2 separate regions of the Homo sapiens genome follow, and region 1 is linked to region 2. Evidence: chromatin loops called from intact Hi-C (ENCODE). Cell type or tissue: PC-3. All regions are shown on one strand. Links, peaks and the distances in the headings refer to the core of each region. The heading gives the core; the rest is flanking DNA.

Region 1 (8,324 bases), core at 200-8,199, 59 kb before region 2:
ACAGATCTCCCCTTCTTCCTGGACATGTGAGCAAATGGTTAAATATTGATGTCAGCAGCCCTTGAAATCTCCAACTGGGCAATGTTTAAGCTAGGTGTGATCCATAGTCATTGGTGTCGAGAAAGTTAAGAAAATGTAGGGTTGAGAGTATTCGATGTGATTTTAGATTCCAAGCACCTAAAATCACCCATGATGTTGATGGGACCAGAAACTAGGGAATAGATGCTGTCCAGTGAAGTGGCCTTAGGGTGAGTTTTCCAGCCAGCTAAGAGGAGGTTTTTACTGTCTTCTCTCTTGACTCAATTTCCCTCCAGCTGTTGGCATCTTGGAACAAACTTGAGAATTTATAGATTGAGACCAAGCAGACTCAAGCAAAAAAGGGGAAAAAACAAGAAGGCAAAAAGTGTGAGTCTCAAATCCAAAAAGAGTATCAAGGGGTAGCTGGGACTGGCTATGGCTGTGTTGGTCAGGCATGCTGATCCCAGAACACTCAAAGGACAACTAACACATATCTAGTGTTTTCAGAGAACTTTCATGTCCATTGTCTGTAAACCTCATGCAGACATTTTACAAATGAGGGCAGTGGGACTCAGAGAGGTTATGTGACTTACTCAAGATTTCTCTGCCAATAAGAAGTGGAAGCAGGATCTCAACCCCAGTGTAACTGACTCCAAATCCCACCTGAGTTTATCCCTTTTTCTCCACCAGCTTGGCCAGCAGGAGTCTCAGATTGCATCTTCAGAGATCACAGAGCAGAAAGCCAAAGAAGCCAGGAGCCAGACATTGAAGAGAAATTTCCTCTGGAGGCTTGCTCAGAAGGGCACCTGGTGCTTCCCCTCTCTTCTCCCTCTTACAAGCAACGAAGGGGGAGTTAGAAAACACAAAACACCAGAACTAGGGATGAAGGAAGGCACTGCTTAAACTGGTCACCAGGACAGCACATCACCAGAGCCCCAGAACAGAGCTTCTCTGAAATAGCAATTGGGGCGGCTCCCACCAAGCCACATCATCCCCATGACTCATGCAGTCGGCTCTTCCTTAGTTTGTGGAAATGAGACAATGAGGATGCGGATGCACCAGGTTGCTGGAAATGAGCCCTGCAGTCTCTGGGAGCCATCCAGACATACCCTACTGTTGGGAAGTCCCCTCGGCCACCACCGCATGTCACTCTGAGTGCCCTGGAGAAAAAGTTCTAGTGTCCTGCAGGAACAACTGAGGAATCTGCCCCTCCAATCACCTTCAGGTGTTAGCACCTAGCTCTCCAAAACCTGGGAGTAGGGTGAGGCTCTGCTGAAGGTGATCTCCAGGCACGGGGCATGTGACTGTGGGGCAGGGGACATTCCTCGGGCTGCAGGAGCCTCTGGGGCTCTGTCCCTGCGGTGCACACAGACCGTTTCACCTCTCCTTTCTCACCCTGCTGAGGACGGGGCTAGTGATGGATTGGAATTCCTTTGAGATTTGCCTTATTTTCCCCTGAGGGAAACCTAGCGTCTTTCTGGATTGTGGAGACTGGAGTAAAATCCAGTTGGCATTAAAACATTAGCGAGCACTTAATTAGTGTCCCCAAAACCAATGTAGAAGCAGAGGAGACTAAAAGCAGACTGCTGACAGTGACATTCTTGATAAGCTGATAGTCAGGGAGTCAGACAGTCTTGGAGGCTTTGTACCTGGGAAATCCCAAATTGGCCTCCTGTGCAGTAAATCCTCCAATCCCACCACATCCTTTCCTGTCTCATCCTCAGCTGACTTCAGTGTCACATGAATCTCCCCTTCATCACTCTGGCCCCACAGATCCTTGACCCCATAAACTCGACTCCATTCTGCCTGCCCCACAATAAATACACGTTAGCTCAGCTTTACGGATCACTCATAATGCATCAGGCACTGGATGCCAGTGGTTTTATGCTTTATGTATTTCATCATTACTTTATCCCTCAAGGTAGGAACTACTATTACTATTTCCATTTTACAGAGAACTACTATTACTATTTCCATTTTACAGATTTGCCCAAGGTCTCCACAGAAGCTGATTTCATCCATCTCTGAGCTGAATATGGACACATCCTGTGGGAATCTCCCAGCTTATCCCAGACGCTCTGAGTCCTTCTTGTCTCCCACCCTACTCCACCTAGTGGTCCATCTGCCCCTGGGGAAATGGACCAGGGCGTTACAATCCACCCCTGCTCCACTTCACTCAGCCTCTCCAGCCTGCAGCCCCACTGCCCTCTGTCCTCAGCTTCTTGCTGTGTCCTGAGACTCCCGGGGTTTTCATTCCTCTCTAGCAGGTGGTAAAGGGATAAGGATTGGGATCCAGGGATAAGATTTAAATAGAGGATTAAGGCTCTGATTGGAGTTATGGTTAGTGTAAGGATACACCCACAGAATTTGGGGTAGGAATTGGGGCCAGAGAACAGAATTTGGGATTTCAGAATTAGAGGTGCCAAGGGTAGTGACATTCTGTTCTCTGGCCCCAATTCCTATCCTTCCAGCTCTGCCACTCCATGACTTTCACTCTGCCTATTCTTTAGCCTCTGCAAACTCCCCAGTTTGTAGAGACCATGGTGTTTCCTTGCTCCAGTTCTGTCTTTGTCAGTATTGGTCTGAGTTTGAGAGGAAAGAGGAGGAGTGAAGGAGACTTCTACTTGGCAGGCTGTTAGTCTGTGGCTGGCACCGAAGCCAGGATGGGAAGGGGGAGGAAGGGAGGGCGTCAGCTGGGTTAGGGGCCCTGCAGAGAAGCTGGCCAGGAACAATTGGGAACAAAGGCTGGATACTCTTCCGCTGAGCCCCAGAGCCTGGCCTTGGCCTTCCGGGAACAGCTCCAGGAAATGGCTGAGATTCCAGATTTGGAAGGAAGAGGCCAGTAAACATGAGCTGGGATCTGACAGGGGAGTGTGGCCTCTGTCTAGGTTGTGGGGGAAAGGAGGCAGCGGGCAAGAGCTGACATTGTAGGCTCAAAACCTGCAAGGCCTGTCTGCTACATATATGGACACAGGCTCTTGGGACTGGAAAGACTCTTAAAAGGTCTTTTACTCCAACCACCTTTCCAGGGCCTGAAAAATACTCCTGCCGAGGATCCTCCAATAGTTTCAGTGATGGGATGGGCCTAAAAAGAAATACACAATGTTGGCTCAGCTTTACGGATCACTCATAATGAGTCAGGCACTGGATGCCAGTGGTTTTATGCTTTATGTGTTTCATCATTACTTTATCCCTCAAGGTAGGAACTACTATTATTATTTCCATTTTACAGAGAAGGAAACTGACTTGCCCAAGTTCTCCACAGAAGCTTATTTCATCCATCTCTGAGCTGAATATGGACACACCCTGTGGTAATCTCCCAGCTTGTCCCAGATGCTGAGTCCTTCCTGTCTCCCACCCTACGCCACCTCCTGGTCCATCTGGCACTGGGGAAATGGATGAGGGTGTTACAATCCACCCCTGCTCCACTTCACTCAGCCTCCCCAGCCTGCAGCCCCACTGCCCTCTGTCTTCAGCTTCTTGCTGTGTCCTGAGACTCCTGGGGTTTTCACTCTTCTCTAGCAGGTGTCAAAGGGATAAGGATTGGGATCCAGGGATAAGATTTAAATAGAGGATTAAGGCTCTGATCGGAGTTTTGGTTAGTGTAAGGATACCCTGTAAGAAATCCCCGAGTAGATCATGAGATAAAGCTTAGCGCTGAAGTTAGGGTCGGGGGTTATAGCTAAATGGTCGAGGTCAGAGAGTTTCTCGCCTCTGGTCTCCTCCCAGTTCTCCAAGGCACTGAGGGCCAGGCAGGAAGCATCGGTTTCCTCAAAGCCGCTTCCCTCCTGGGGCAGAGTCTCGGTCACAAACAACCACCACCGGCCCACCCCGCCCCTCCTTCCCTCTTCACTGTGAGCTCAGAGCAGCAGGACAAAGTGCTCGGGACAAGGACATAGGGCTGAGAGTAGCCATGGGCTCTGGAGGAGACAGCCTCCTGGGGGGCAGGGGTTCCCTGCCTCTGCTGCTCCTGCTCATCATGGGTGAGTTGCTCTCCCTCTCCTGGCCCATGCTCCTCCATCCAAGGCCTGCTCAGGGCAGAAGGGGCCTGCTGACTGCCTGCTTCCCTTTTGCAGTGGGGGGACCAGAGATGAGGATGAGGATGATGATGATGAGTGTGTGTAAGTGTATGTGTGTTTGTGCATGTGCGCACACACCAGAGAGAGAAAGAAGGAAAGAGAGACTGAGAGAGAAAGAAAGAAAGAGAGAAAGTAAGAGAGAGAGAGAGAGAGAGAGAGCGAACATGCTATGCAAGCCCTGGCCTGGATGCTGTGCATGCTGGCCCTCTCTCCTCCTAGCTGGCTTGTTCTTTGGGAGGCAACCTTTAGTAGTTCAGATTACAGGTTTTCTGGCAAACTCGCACACAAGAGAAGACAGATGAGGGGTGGGCCAGGAATTTGGGGTGTTGCTGGTGATCAGACTGGGCTCTGCTCCCTTTCCCTCCCAGGAGGCATGGCTCAGGACTCCCCGCCCCAGATCCTAGTCCACCCCCAGGACCAGCTGTTCCAGGGCCCTGGCCCTGCCAGGATGAGCTGCCAAGCCTCAGGCCAGCCACCTCCCACCATCCGCTGGTTGCTGAATGGGCAGCCCCTGAGCATGGTGCCCCCAGACCCACACCACCTCCTGCCTGATGGGACCCTTCTGCTGCTACAGCCCCCTGCCCGGGGACATGCCCACGATGGCCAGGCCCTGTCCACAGACCTGGGTGTCTACACATGTGAGGCCAGCAACCGGCTTGGCACGGCAGTCAGCAGAGGCGCTCGGCTGTCTGTGGCTGGTGAGGCCTGGGAGGGGAGCTTCAGGGTGGGGCAAACCTGGGTGGAGACATCTGAGCTGAATGTTCAAGGGAACATCTGAGAGGTCAGTGGGATACCTGTGAGCAGAGGCCTGGGCTGGAAGGCTTGGGAGGGCAAGCTGGGGCGGGGCTGGCCCTAAATGGGAGGCCAGGAAGGTGGGCAAAGCAGAAGGGGGCAAGAGTGATAAGGGAGAGAGAAGAGGCCTGGGCCCTGCTCCGTGTCACCTTCCATCCTCCCCACAGTCCTCCGGGAGGATTTCCAGATCCAGCCTCGGGACATGGTGGCTGTGGTGGGTGAGCAGTTTACTCTGGAATGTGGGCCGCCCTGGGGCCACCCAGAGCCCACAGTCTCATGGTGGAAAGATGGGAAACCCCTGGCCCTCCAGCCCGGAAGGCACACAGTAAGTGTGGCCCCCTCCCCCACACTTCATCCTGGCCTGGGCAGACCTGGGTACACCCTGATGGACTGACCTGCCGTCCAGCCCCGCATCCTCCGGTAGAATTTGAGGAGGGGAGAGCAGGGGGCCTCAAACTTCCCCCCAGCTCAGAGCCCCTCCCCACATAGGAGACTTCACAGTGAACCTGGCCCTGACAGGTGTCCGGGGGGTCCCTGCTGATGGCAAGAGCAGAGAAGAGTGACGAAGGGACCTACATGTGTGTGGCCACCAACAGCGCAGGACATAGGGAGAGCCGCGCAGCCCGGGTTTCCATCCAGGGTAAGGGCAGGGGTGGGCTACAATCAGAGCCAGGCTGCAGGCTCCAGTTGGGGTGGTGTATTCTGGTTTGGGCTGGGGTTAAGGTATGTGGGGTCAGGGTCAAAGTGCTGGGGGTCTCACGTAGCGGGAGGTTCCCCCCTGCTAGAGTAGAAATCGGAATGCTCAAGACCTGGAGACTCTGGGAGTTTGGGTTCCCTGGGGTTCCTCCCTGGCTGAGGGATGTTCCACGCCTCAGTTCTGTCACTCTGGCCTATAAGCCCCAGCCCAGCCCTATCCTCCCCACAGAGCCCCAGGACTACACGGAGCCTGTGGAGCTTCTGGCTGTGCGAATTCAGCTGGAAAATGTGACACTGCTGAACCCGGATCCTGCAGAGGGCCCCAAGCCTAGACCGGCGGTGTGGCTCAGCTGGAAGGTGAGGACCAGGTGCTAAGGGTAAAAGCCGATCCAGAGCTCAAGAAAGGGCGTTCCTGAGCTCTCTGACCCCCCGCCCTTCCTCGAAACTCCTTCCCAGGTCAGTGGCCCTGCTGCGCCTGCCCAATCTTACACGGCCTTGTTCAGGACCCAGACTGCCCCGGGAGGCCAGGGAGCTCCGTGGGCAGAGGAGCTGCTGGCCGGCTGGCAGAGCGCAGAGCTTGGAGGCCTCCACTGGGGCCAAGACTACGAGTTCAAAGTGAGACCATCCTCTGGCCGGGCTCGAGGCCCTGACAGCAACGTGCTGCTCCTGAGGCTGCCGGAAAAAGGTCAGGGCCTGATCCCTTCAGAAGCCAACAATATCCCCTCTGGCTCCTTCTTATTTGGGGGCCCCTGGACTGTTCTGCTTCAGTCTTGAGGGGAGATTATGGGTCCTACCCTGGGACTCCCTTCTGCCCTGGCCAGGCCAGCAGAGCTTCAAGAGGCTTCTTGTCTCTTCAGTAGGGTTCTGACGCTGTGTCCCCCAGCCCAGCTCCTTTCCCTAGAGTCCTCTCCCTCAGAGCCCCTCATAGTCTCTCTTCCACCCCTCCAGTGCCCAGTGCCCCACCTCAGGAAGTGACTCTAAAGCCTGGCAATGGCACTGTCTTTGTGAGCTGGGTCCCACCACCTGCTGAAAACCACAATGGCATCATCCGTGGCTACCAGGTACCCCCACTAGCTGTCATAGCCCTTCCTACTGCTGCCAGGACATCTCTTTTCTCTGGAGTTCTGCATACCCTTGCTCTGGGCACTGAGAAAGGTACCTGGGCAGAGAAGCAAAGGAAACCTGCTTTTGCTGAGCAAGGACCCACTGGCTTCCAGACCCTGCCAAGCACTTGACCTCCATGATCCCGTTTTACCTCACAGTCCACCCTGGGGTATTATCCCCAATTTACAGACATGGAAAGTGGGGCAAAGGCCACAGGAATAAGAAACAGAGTAGATCAAACCAGGCTGTGAGTCAGGGAGTGGGGCTCAAAGTTTGACTTCTAGAGCAGCAACATCAGCCTCACCCAGGACCTTGTTAGGAATACAAACCCTCAGATCCTTTCCCAGGCCTCATAAATCAGAAACTCAGAGATGGGCCTGGCAAACTGTACTATAGCAGGCCCCCCTGGTGACTTGGAAGCACGCTGTTGTTTGAGAATTGCTATGTTACATGTGTTTTAGCAGCTTGCTTGTGCCCTTCTACTGTTGATCTAGAGAGAGGTATCTCTCACTTGGTAGGGAGAATAGGAGGGGAATAGGAAATTGGGTGCATTCCCCAAGTGGATGGCAGGGCAGAATAACCACACCCCTGGAGTCTGATCTGCAGATAAAGGGCTTGGCTTCTGGGATGGTGCCTGGGGAAGCTGTTCACCTCTGCTTGTGCCTCAGGTCTGGAGCCTGGGCAACACATCACTGCCACCAGCCAACTGGACTGTAGTTGGTGAGCAGACCCAGCTGGAAATCGCCACCCATATGCCAGGCTCCTACTGCGTGCAAGTGGCTGCAGTCACTGGTGCTGGAGCTGGGGAGCCCAGTAGACCTGTCTGCCTCCTTTTAGGTGAGGGCAGTGCCCACAGACCCACCCTACCCTTCAGCCTGCATCCCGCCTTCCTCTCTCCCTGCTCCCGCCTCACACTTCCAGCTCTTCCCCCTTGCCTGCCAGGCCCTCAATGCCTCGACTCCCTCTCCCTCTGAGCTCTGCATCCCATACAGAGCAGGCCATGGAGCGAGCCACCCAAGAACCCAGTGAGCATGGTCCCTGGACCCTGGAGCAGCTGAGGGCTACCTTGAAGCGGCCTGAGGTCATTGCCACCTGCGGTGTTGCACTCTGGCTGCTGCTTCTGGGCACCGCCGTGTGTATCCACCGCCGGCGCCGAGCTAGGGTGCACCTGGGCCCAGGTGAGAGTCTGAGGGGGACCCACATGTATACAGGCCTCCTCAGCATCCAGCCAGAATGGTGCAGGGGCTTTGGATCTCTGACCAGGTGATCCAGCCTCTGGATTTAGCTTTCCTCCTGCCTTCTCCCAGGTCTGTACAGATATACCAGTGAGGATGCCATCCTAAAACACAGGTGAGAGGTGAAAGGGGAGGTCTGAAGTAAGGGAGGGTGGCAAGGGACAGTGGAGCTGCAACAGAGAAGAATGGAGTACTAGTCTACCTGCCAGGGAGTTTGGGACTGTCGTACATGAATCTCTCCTGTAACTCCAACTGATAGTTCATTTCTCTGTCATTAATATTCCTATCACACCACTTGACAGACTAGTAAACTGAAACTCATAAAACCTTCTAAACCCCCAATCCAGGACTCTTGTCACCCCACCTCTCCTGCTGCCTCACCCGCTAGGTGGAGAATAAT
Region 2 (8,324 bases), core at 118-8,117:
GTGGCTATTCCGTCCAGCTGGAGGACGGAGTTGTGACAAGGAGACAGCATGAGGTAAGGAGCTAGCCATGGCAGAGCCCAGGACATGAGGAGCCTTGTGTGCTGTGCTAATGTTGACTTCGATGTAACCTAAAGGCAATGAGCAGTTAGTGACGGATTTTAAAGCCAGAGAGTGACATGGTTAGACATATGTTTTGGAAAACCTCATTGCGAGTGAGGAGGATGAGTTGGAGGAGGACAGGAATGGAGGAAGGGAGGCTAATTAGCAGGCTAGGTGGCTGATTGGATGTGGGAGGCAAAAGAGGGAGTGGAGTTTGGAATATTCCCAAGTTTCCTCTGCAAGGTGTGTTTGCAAATGGGGAGGAAGGTTATCTTGAAGTGGTCCCAGGTCTCTGGCTCAGCTCAACTTGCAGGTAAGGCAGAAACCAGCTGGTCTTCCCTGTTTGCTTTACCCTCGTCTTGGTAGGCAGCCAGGAGACTTGTCTTCCAGTCTCAGGAAGGTAAGCTACTTCATCAGCTCTCTCATCTATAAGGTGAGAGACTTGGATTGGATCTGCTTTACAGACTTACTCCTGCAGGGCAGGGGGTCCAGGGTCTAAGAAGATCAAAGCATGCCAAGGCAAGAATGAATGCCTACTGAAGGAGGCAGTGCCCCTCAGCCAAAGTCTGCTCTAGTCTTGCTGGAAAAGGACTCAAGGTTGCCAGATATTCTACAACGGAAGCCAGAGGTCAATGTTTTTAATATGACATCTTCTAATTTTAAAATGCCCAATCAAAATATACTTGGTTTGAAACACATGAGATATATTTAAATCCATTTGTTCATAAGTGATTTAAAAAAAATCGTTGGTCACCATTAGGGGAATCTGAGGAATCACCTCATTATTTTGATAAATAATAAGGGAAAGAATCAAGCATTTATCCTGCCTTTCCTATTTGACGTGTACCTCTGCATAAACAAATCATTGATGACAGATTCTCTTTAGAGAAGTATTCAAGCTCATAAATGAAGAGTGAATCATAGAACTAGAATGTCACAACTTGGCAATCCCTAATGAAATAATGGGTCTAGACAATGGTCATCACTGACAAGCAGACATTACTTTGGATCGAATTAAACTATGGTCTATGAATTATTCTTTAAAAAATCCAGCATTAATTGATCAAGCCTCTATATCTAACAACCAATTTACAGGAAATGTAGAGGTAGAAGAACATGTTAAATGGCACCATGGGGATACATTTAACAAAATCCAGACTGTGGAAAATTCTACAGAACAAATGATCTGGTTTATTTAACAAATAAATTTCCAGGAAAAAAAGAGATTAACTGGGGGATTATCCGATTAAAGGAGAGAATGCACTGTGGAGATTCATTTGGATCCCAATTTGAACAATAAAGAAAAATAAGACAATTGGGGAAGTTTGAACATTGACTATATATTTGAGGACAAGGAATTATTGTTTTAGGTGTGATATTGATATTATTATGCTATTTAAAAGAATTCTTATCTTTTAGGACTACTTTTTAGTACTTAAAGAAGAAATGATAGGATTTCTGAGATTTGCTTCAAATTCTGGAGGAGAGTGGGAGAATAGATGAAGGAAGATTGCCTTTGAATAGATTAAGTGCTGGCTGAAACTGGGTGGTGGGACTATGGGGGTTTATTATAGCATTCTCACTAATTTATATATATTTATGATCCACAATATGCTATTATTCATGATGGAAAGTTTAAAAAACACTTTATGGACCAAAATGTGTTGGTGGCCTGGATTTGGTCCACAGGCTGCCAGACTGTGGCCTCTAAATCTGATGACACTTCAGCTTCCATCCAACTGTAAATTGCCCGTGAGTCCAAACCATCAGTGGTAGGACCCCTTACTACTAGACTTTGATTCCCCAAACCTTTTTCTGGTCCCTTGTCAGGTCCTTTCCCAGAGGTTCCCATCCCACAGGGAACGCGGTAGTGTGGCAGAGAGGAGCATTAAACAAAGCCATGACGACCAGCCAGAGTTCCCTGGGACGGAAGATACCAGAGGATTGGGGTGCTTAGGATTGGGGTGCTTGGAGCAGGGCGTCTGGAGCTGTCACAGACTAGCGCTGCTCCTCTATCCAATTCTCTAGCCTCCGTGTTGAAGATACACACTGCATCCGGCCAGACCCACTTTTTACCTGAGCATTCCAGAGCCCAGCCAAGGCAAAGACATCTACTACCCAGGAAAAAAATAATAATAAAAGGCTGAAGGCTCCCCTGCGGAGTTCGGGTTAGAGAAGAGGGTGGTCAGTCTCAGGGAGACAGAGCGATTGGGGCAGAGGAGGGGAGAGAGTGAAAGTCCCCTTGTCCGAAGGCACGTGAGAAGGACAGTGCAGCAGACGGGCACGGAGCTATTTCCGTGCGGTCTCTTGTCTTATTGCATGTCCCCCCGCCCCACGCAGTGAACTACCCTTCCCTTGGCACGTGTCTGCGGCGCTGGCTGCTCATTTAGAAACGAAGGGGCCAGCTCGCAGAGTGCATCGCGCGGGCGGCCGCAGAGGGGACGCACAATAGGCAATCAGCGGCCGCGGGGCGGGAGGGGAAGGCGCGGGGGCGCTGCCGGGGGCGCCCGTAGCCTGCGCGCTCCAAGGGCGCTTCCATCCCTCCCCAGCCCCGGGGCCTTTTATTGTTCGCTGGACCAGCTCCTGTTCGTCGGACTGGCGCTGGCGTGGGAGGTTTGGCGAGAGGCGGTCTAGGCCGTTGCCCAGCCCGGGATCCTGCGTGCAGGCGCGCCCTCCACTCGCCCGCGCTCCCACCCAGGTGTCCGCGTGCGGGGATTAGGCGGCCCGCCGGGCTCCCGCCTCCTCCATCAGCCGCTAATGGGCCGTCCTCGGCCTGGCCCCCGCGCCATTGTGTGCGCGTGGGGGTGACGCCGGGTCTCCGCGGCGCGGTGGAGGGTGACCGCGCGCCGCTGCCACCCCGCTTCACACCTGCTCCCCGCCCCCAGCCCCGGCCGCGCTTCGTGTTCCCTCCCTCCCCGCGGGAGGGGTCTCAGCTGGGGCTGCAGTTGGTAAAGAGGCCGTGGAGAGGCCGGCGGCGGCCCGAGGAGGAGCCATAAATTTGGAGCAGATGCGGCCTGACAGTCACCCAGCCCGGGGAGGTGGGGGAGGGCTCTACGCCCCTCCCAGGCCGCGTCTTCTGGTTTGCAGCTGAGTTAGATGGATTCCAGGCCGAGGTGACCCGGGACTTTGGACACACGGAGCCTGTGCTCCTCACTCCCCCACCTCTGCCGGCCGCCCATTGTGTGCCCACGTGCAGGGAGAAGGAATAGGGGGCAGGGACATGTCTGCATTGGCTTATGATTTTCCCCCTAAAAAATGTCGTTTTCCAGCAGAGACTGTGACAAAGTCGGCCACCCTGGCTCTGAGCTGGCGCTTTTTGACAGCAGCCAGAGAAAAATATGGAAGATAGTAGAAGCAAGCTTCAGCTGTTCATTCTGCACTATTTTTTAAGTGCCTGTTTTGTGCTAGAAAGGTAAGGAGGCACAGGCATACAGGATGGGGAGATGGGAAAAGGTGGCGGAAAAAATACCAAGGACTAATACTTGCCATACTATAAGTATTGTGTGTACTGTAATTCTGCACATTAAATAGTATTTTCCTTTAGAAAGTGGCAGTTCCTCCAGCAGAGGAGGGAGCAGGGTGCAGTGTCTCGGGGGGTTGATGGAGTTCGCTCTCAATCCAGGTATCCCATCCACAAATATATGCGTGTCAGGGGTGCTTTCCGCGGATCTGGAAGGGAGTGAAAAGAGCTGGAGCTGCACCCAGGTGGGGTGGACACAGCCCTATTTATCTTATTTGCTCTGGGTACTGTAGGGATTCTTCTCTAGTGTCGCTTTAATTGAAGACTGAGTCTCCCATCTGAAGATCTTGTGACCAAGGGTGATTGGAGGGTCAGTGTCCACAAAGCTGGTGCTCAGTTGGCAAAAACCTCTGCCACCTCCCTTTGTGGCTGTTCTCTGCTCCCTCTAACACTCTGGGCTGGACTGGGTAACTAGATTGGCTTCTAGGACCCATTGCTTCTCCCCTTAGCTCCCACTCCGACAAGTCTCCCTGGTCTGTGCCCAGAGGATCACCCTAAGACTAGAGCAAGCTTGTGCAACCCACGGCCCATGGGCCGCATGCAGACCAGAACACCTTTGAATGCGGCCCAACACAAATTCATATATGTTCTTAAAACATGATGAGGTTTTTTGCAAAAAAAAAAATTTTTTAGCTAGTGTATTTTATGTGTGGCCCAAGACAATTCTTCTTCCAATGTGGCAGGGAAGCCGAAAGATTGGACACCCCTGGACTAGAGATTCACAGCTTGCATGAAAATCACCTGGAGGCCTTATTAACCCTGCCCTACAGTTTCTGATTCCTTTGATCTGGGGTACGGGCAGAGATATTGCATTTCTGAAAGTTTCCCAGGTGGTGACAGTGGTGATACTGGGGGCCACACTTTGAGAGTACTGGCCTACAAGGAAAGGAAAATAGGGGCAGGTGAAAAAAGGAAGGAGCTGAAGTCTTCAGTGCTGGAGGAGGTTACTGGAAGCTGAAGCTCTCCAGGGTACTTGGGTATCTTCACCCTCTGTGAGGGATCCATAGGCCAAATCCCCAAATAATTGTGGACATATTCCAGAATTCATATTCTAGTATTCGAGTGTGTGTGTGTGTGTGTGTGTGTGTGTGTGTTTCTGAAGACTTAGCACTCCCCCTAATGGCTTCAGATGATTCTGCACTCTCCTCAGCCTTTCAACGGGAAGCAAGAATTACTCTTATTTTCCCAGCCTAACTTGGTTATCCACTCCCATCTCTTTGTCACTGATGGAGCGGGGCATTGTCTTACACATTTGTTTACAAATTGAAGAGCATAGTTTTTTTTTACACAATAGTTTGTGTACTAATGAATGAATTAGTGCTATCTTTCCTCTTTAGGAGAACCTTGTTCTCCTAAAATCTACCTTAAGTCACATTTGAAGTGTTGTAGAACCACCTACCAGTGTTCTAAAACACTTCAAATGTGTTCATAGGGAATGAGTTCCAGATGGTTGCCTAAAAATTCTCCCCAAGGTGTCGGTGCCGTTGTCATCAGTTGGGAACTTTTGGCTGGCGGCAAGCACAACCCGAGTCAGAGGTTAAGGATGGATTTGCAAAGTGGAATTTTTAAGTGTGGTATATGGACAGATCAGATGAGAAAATCAAGTGGCATTTTATTTCTCACCACCAGGTGGCAGACCTAACCTCATTAATGAGAATCATCCCTAGACTTGAAGCCTGGCCTGAATTCTACTTTTTTCATATATGAGCCAGGGCAAAAGAGCTGTTTCTCTACTTAAATGACTCAGAAATTTGGGGTAGGGAGAACAATGCTTGAAAATATCTTTGTAGGCCGCGGTGGCTCACGCCTGTAATCCCAGCACTTTGGGAGGCCGAGGCGGGTGGATCACGAGGTCAGGAAATCGAGACCATCCTGGCTAACACGGTGAAACCCCGTCTCTACTAAAAATACAAAAAATTAGCCGGGTGTCGTGGCGGGCGCCTGTAGTCCCAGCTACTTGGCAGGCTGAGGCAGGAGAATGGCGTGAACCCGGGAGGCGGAGCTTTGCAGTGAGCCGAGATCGCGCCACTGCACTCCAGTCCGGGCAACAGAGCGAGACCCCGTCTCAAAAAAAAAAAAAAAAAAAAAGAAAATATCTTTGTAACTGCCGCCAATGTACTTGAGTAATCCCTTGAGCTTCCTGATCCGTGAGGAAGGGCTCGCTGATACTTTTTTTTCCTTCTGGAAAGAGGGAAAACATATGGATGTAACAAAATGGGTTACTTAAGAAAAATGTAAGCGATCTAACTTCTAACCAGAGGTTTCTGCCAGGGCATAAACACATGGCAGCCCTAAACAGCTTTGCAGGCACATGGCTTCCTTCACTTCCAGCCCGTCTGGCAGGCACCCTCTTAATTCCTACCAACTTAATTCCTACCACCCGAGTTCTTTGTTCTGTCGCCCATATTGAAGTTTCCTCAAACTAAAAATGAAAGCTTTATTATAATTCTGGAATCTACTCAGGGCCTTCTTAACTAAATTCTAACTTGCAGTATACGGACATGTAGTTGATCTCTCCTTTATCCCAAATGATCTTGACCCTCAGATCATAGTCAACGTATAAATTAAATTCAACCTAAATTATATAACTATAGCAAGGGTTACACACACACAGCAAGAATGCAGGACGGGCGCGGTGGCTCATGACTGTAATCTCAGCACTTTGGGAGGTCAAGGTTGGCGGATCACCTTAGATCAAGAGTTCAAGACCAGCCTGGCCAACATGGCAAAACTCCATCACTACTAAAAATATAAAACTTAGCCAGGTGTGGTGGCGTGTGCCTGTAGCCCCAGTTCTCAAGAGGCTGAGACACGAGAATCTGCTTGGGAACCTGGGAACCTTGAACCTGGAAGGCTGAGATTGTAGTGAGCCAAGACTGCACCACTGCACTCCAGCCTGGGCAACAGAGCGAGACTCTGTCTAGAAAAAATAATAATTATATATATATATATATCTTACAGGAGGGGTCAATGAATGTTTTGGGAGAAGGGCAGTGAAGATTTCTGTTCTACACACCTTTCTCATCTCAGGGCTATATTACAGCAGATTCTGACAGTATAGTAGCTTTCTTCACAATGTCAAGATCAGAGCAGATCTATACCTTACATAGAAGACAGAAAATTGACTATACCAACATCAGGTCCTCCAGCATAGGTGGGACATTACCTTTTCAGCCTGCAGGGCTTAGTACTTCTTTCAGCTGATCGGCTTCAGGCCTCTTCCTCATTTTGGAAAGGGCAAATCTCAGGTGCACACTGAAAATCTTAGACTAAGTAGCCTGGTACAGTGGCTCACGCCTGTAATCCCAGCACTTTGGGAGGCCGAGGAGGGTGGATCACGAGGTCAAGAGATCGAGAACATCCTGGCCAACATGGTGAAACCCTGTCTCTACTAAAAATACAAAAATTAGCCAGGCGTGGTGACATGCACCTGTACTCCCAGCTATTCGGGAGGCTGAGGCAGGAGAATCGCTTGAACCCAGGAGGCGGAAGCTGCAGTGAGCCAAGATCATGCCACTGCACTCCAGCCTGACGGCAGAGCCAGACTCCGTCTCACAAAAAAAAAAAAAGAAAATCTTAGACTAAGTAAAACCCTCCAGCCCAGAGTGCTTCTCTGCATTGGGCAATTCACTCTCACTGCCAGAGCTCCCTTATACACTTTAAATGCTTATAAATACACTAACAGACAGAGCCTATGGGAAACAATATAAGAGGATTGGATAGTAAGTATTTGGTTTTTTCTATGTAGTTTGTTAACAGAATCAGTCAAAATATATTTATGGAATGCCCACAGGCTACATAGCATGGTACTTCACCCTTCATTGAAAATCCATTAAAACAATTACTGGGTCATGCCTGGAAACTTTTTTCACAAAGGAATTTTCTTTAGTTGCTGGGTTGACAGGAACTAATTTGAGATGCAAAACTAACAACCCCATTTGAACTAGCAAGCCCTTATGTAAACCACTACAAGTGATATGTTTGAATTTATTCGCACCTGTGCCTGTATATATGGACTTAAAAGCTAAAGATATCGTGGTATTAATATGCATATAAGGGAAGGAGAGTTTTAAAAGTTAGTGAATCATCTTCCACTAATGCTTGGTAAATGTTTACCAAGAAGGTTGTGCCCTGGTTATAGGCCGGTAATGACCACCAATAAATAAAACTGTTTTCACCTCTATAACAGTTATGGAATGTCATTCCTTCTTGCCTTTCATACCAGGAAAACTAGGCTGAAGAAAAAAATCACTTCTTTTTAATCAAGGCAAAAACAGACTCACCCAACCAAAAACCAACCCTTGGTATTTGAAATTAGTTTATTAACATAGGGAGATTTCATATTTTTTTATTGTTTTCTCCCACCACTAACTTTAAGACTTTAACAACCTTTATTAGAATACACACACAGCTATATATATATATTTGGTTCTGTCTTCTCTAAATCATTTGTTTAACAAGGAATTTTTTTACTTAAGGCACTGGTATAGAAAATGTACCCCATTTCTTGCATATCTTGCATGTTATGGGGTCTTGTTAAGTGTTTCCAAGTTTGGTGGAATCACCACCATTTCTACCCCTGGTCCATATTTTTAGTTCCAGATCTTCTCTGCAACCACTATCCCAGTCCAAAACCCTCTACTGTATTCGCTGTCTTCTTAGTGCGGAGGAGAAAGAAAGAGCAGGGTTGGGCAGAGGGTCTTAT

Evidence for each region. Hi-C counts contacts between places; a loop is a spot of excess contacts. Peaks named below come from ENCODE experiments on the same cell type or tissue, not always from the same donor. Only the 100,000 strongest peaks of a DNase experiment are listed, where the experiment ranks them.
Region 1: a loop joins it to region 2, with 7 times the contacts of the local background. A loop is called at or near these places in 3 of 110 quality-filtered maps.

What each region holds. Positions count from the first base shown.
Region 1 is chr11:124,893,403-124,901,726 of GRCh38, reverse strand. ROBO4 (roundabout guidance receptor 4) reads left to right here and starts at 3,862. Exons shown (of 18, transcript NM_019055.6): 1 at 3,862-4,001; 2 at 4,466-4,795; 3 at 5,057-5,214; 4 at 5,409-5,529; 5 at 5,815-5,942; 6 at 6,042-6,270; 7 at 6,534-6,646; 8 at 7,358-7,526; 9 at 7,682-7,867; 10 at 7,997-8,039. The coding sequence starts at 3,932. The region is part of intron 1 of LOC107984406 (a long non-coding RNA gene); the gene reads right to left. RefSeq lists an enhancer at 3,347-3,969. In PC-3, for the core only: CTCF peaks have their summits at 2,109 (motif pointing left) and 3,398 (motif pointing left); DNase peaks (open chromatin) are centred at 1,016, 1,786, 2,776, 3,206 and 1 weaker place; H3K4me3 peaks cover 1,799 bases; H3K27ac peaks cover 4,661 bases.
Region 2 is chr11:124,834,084-124,842,407 of GRCh38, reverse strand. MSANTD2-AS1 (MSANTD2 antisense RNA 1) reads right to left here. Exons shown (of 5, transcript NR_103862.1): 5 at 7,921-8,324. Among named protein-coding and RNA genes, the nearest start is that of ROBO3, 27 kb to the left of the region's middle. In PC-3, for the core only: CTCF peaks have their summits at 4,756 and 5,200 (motif pointing right); DNase peaks (open chromatin) are centred at 4,757, 5,267 and 7,737; H3K4me3 peaks cover 2,422 bases; H3K27ac peaks cover 2,421 bases; H3K27me3 peaks cover 3,234 bases.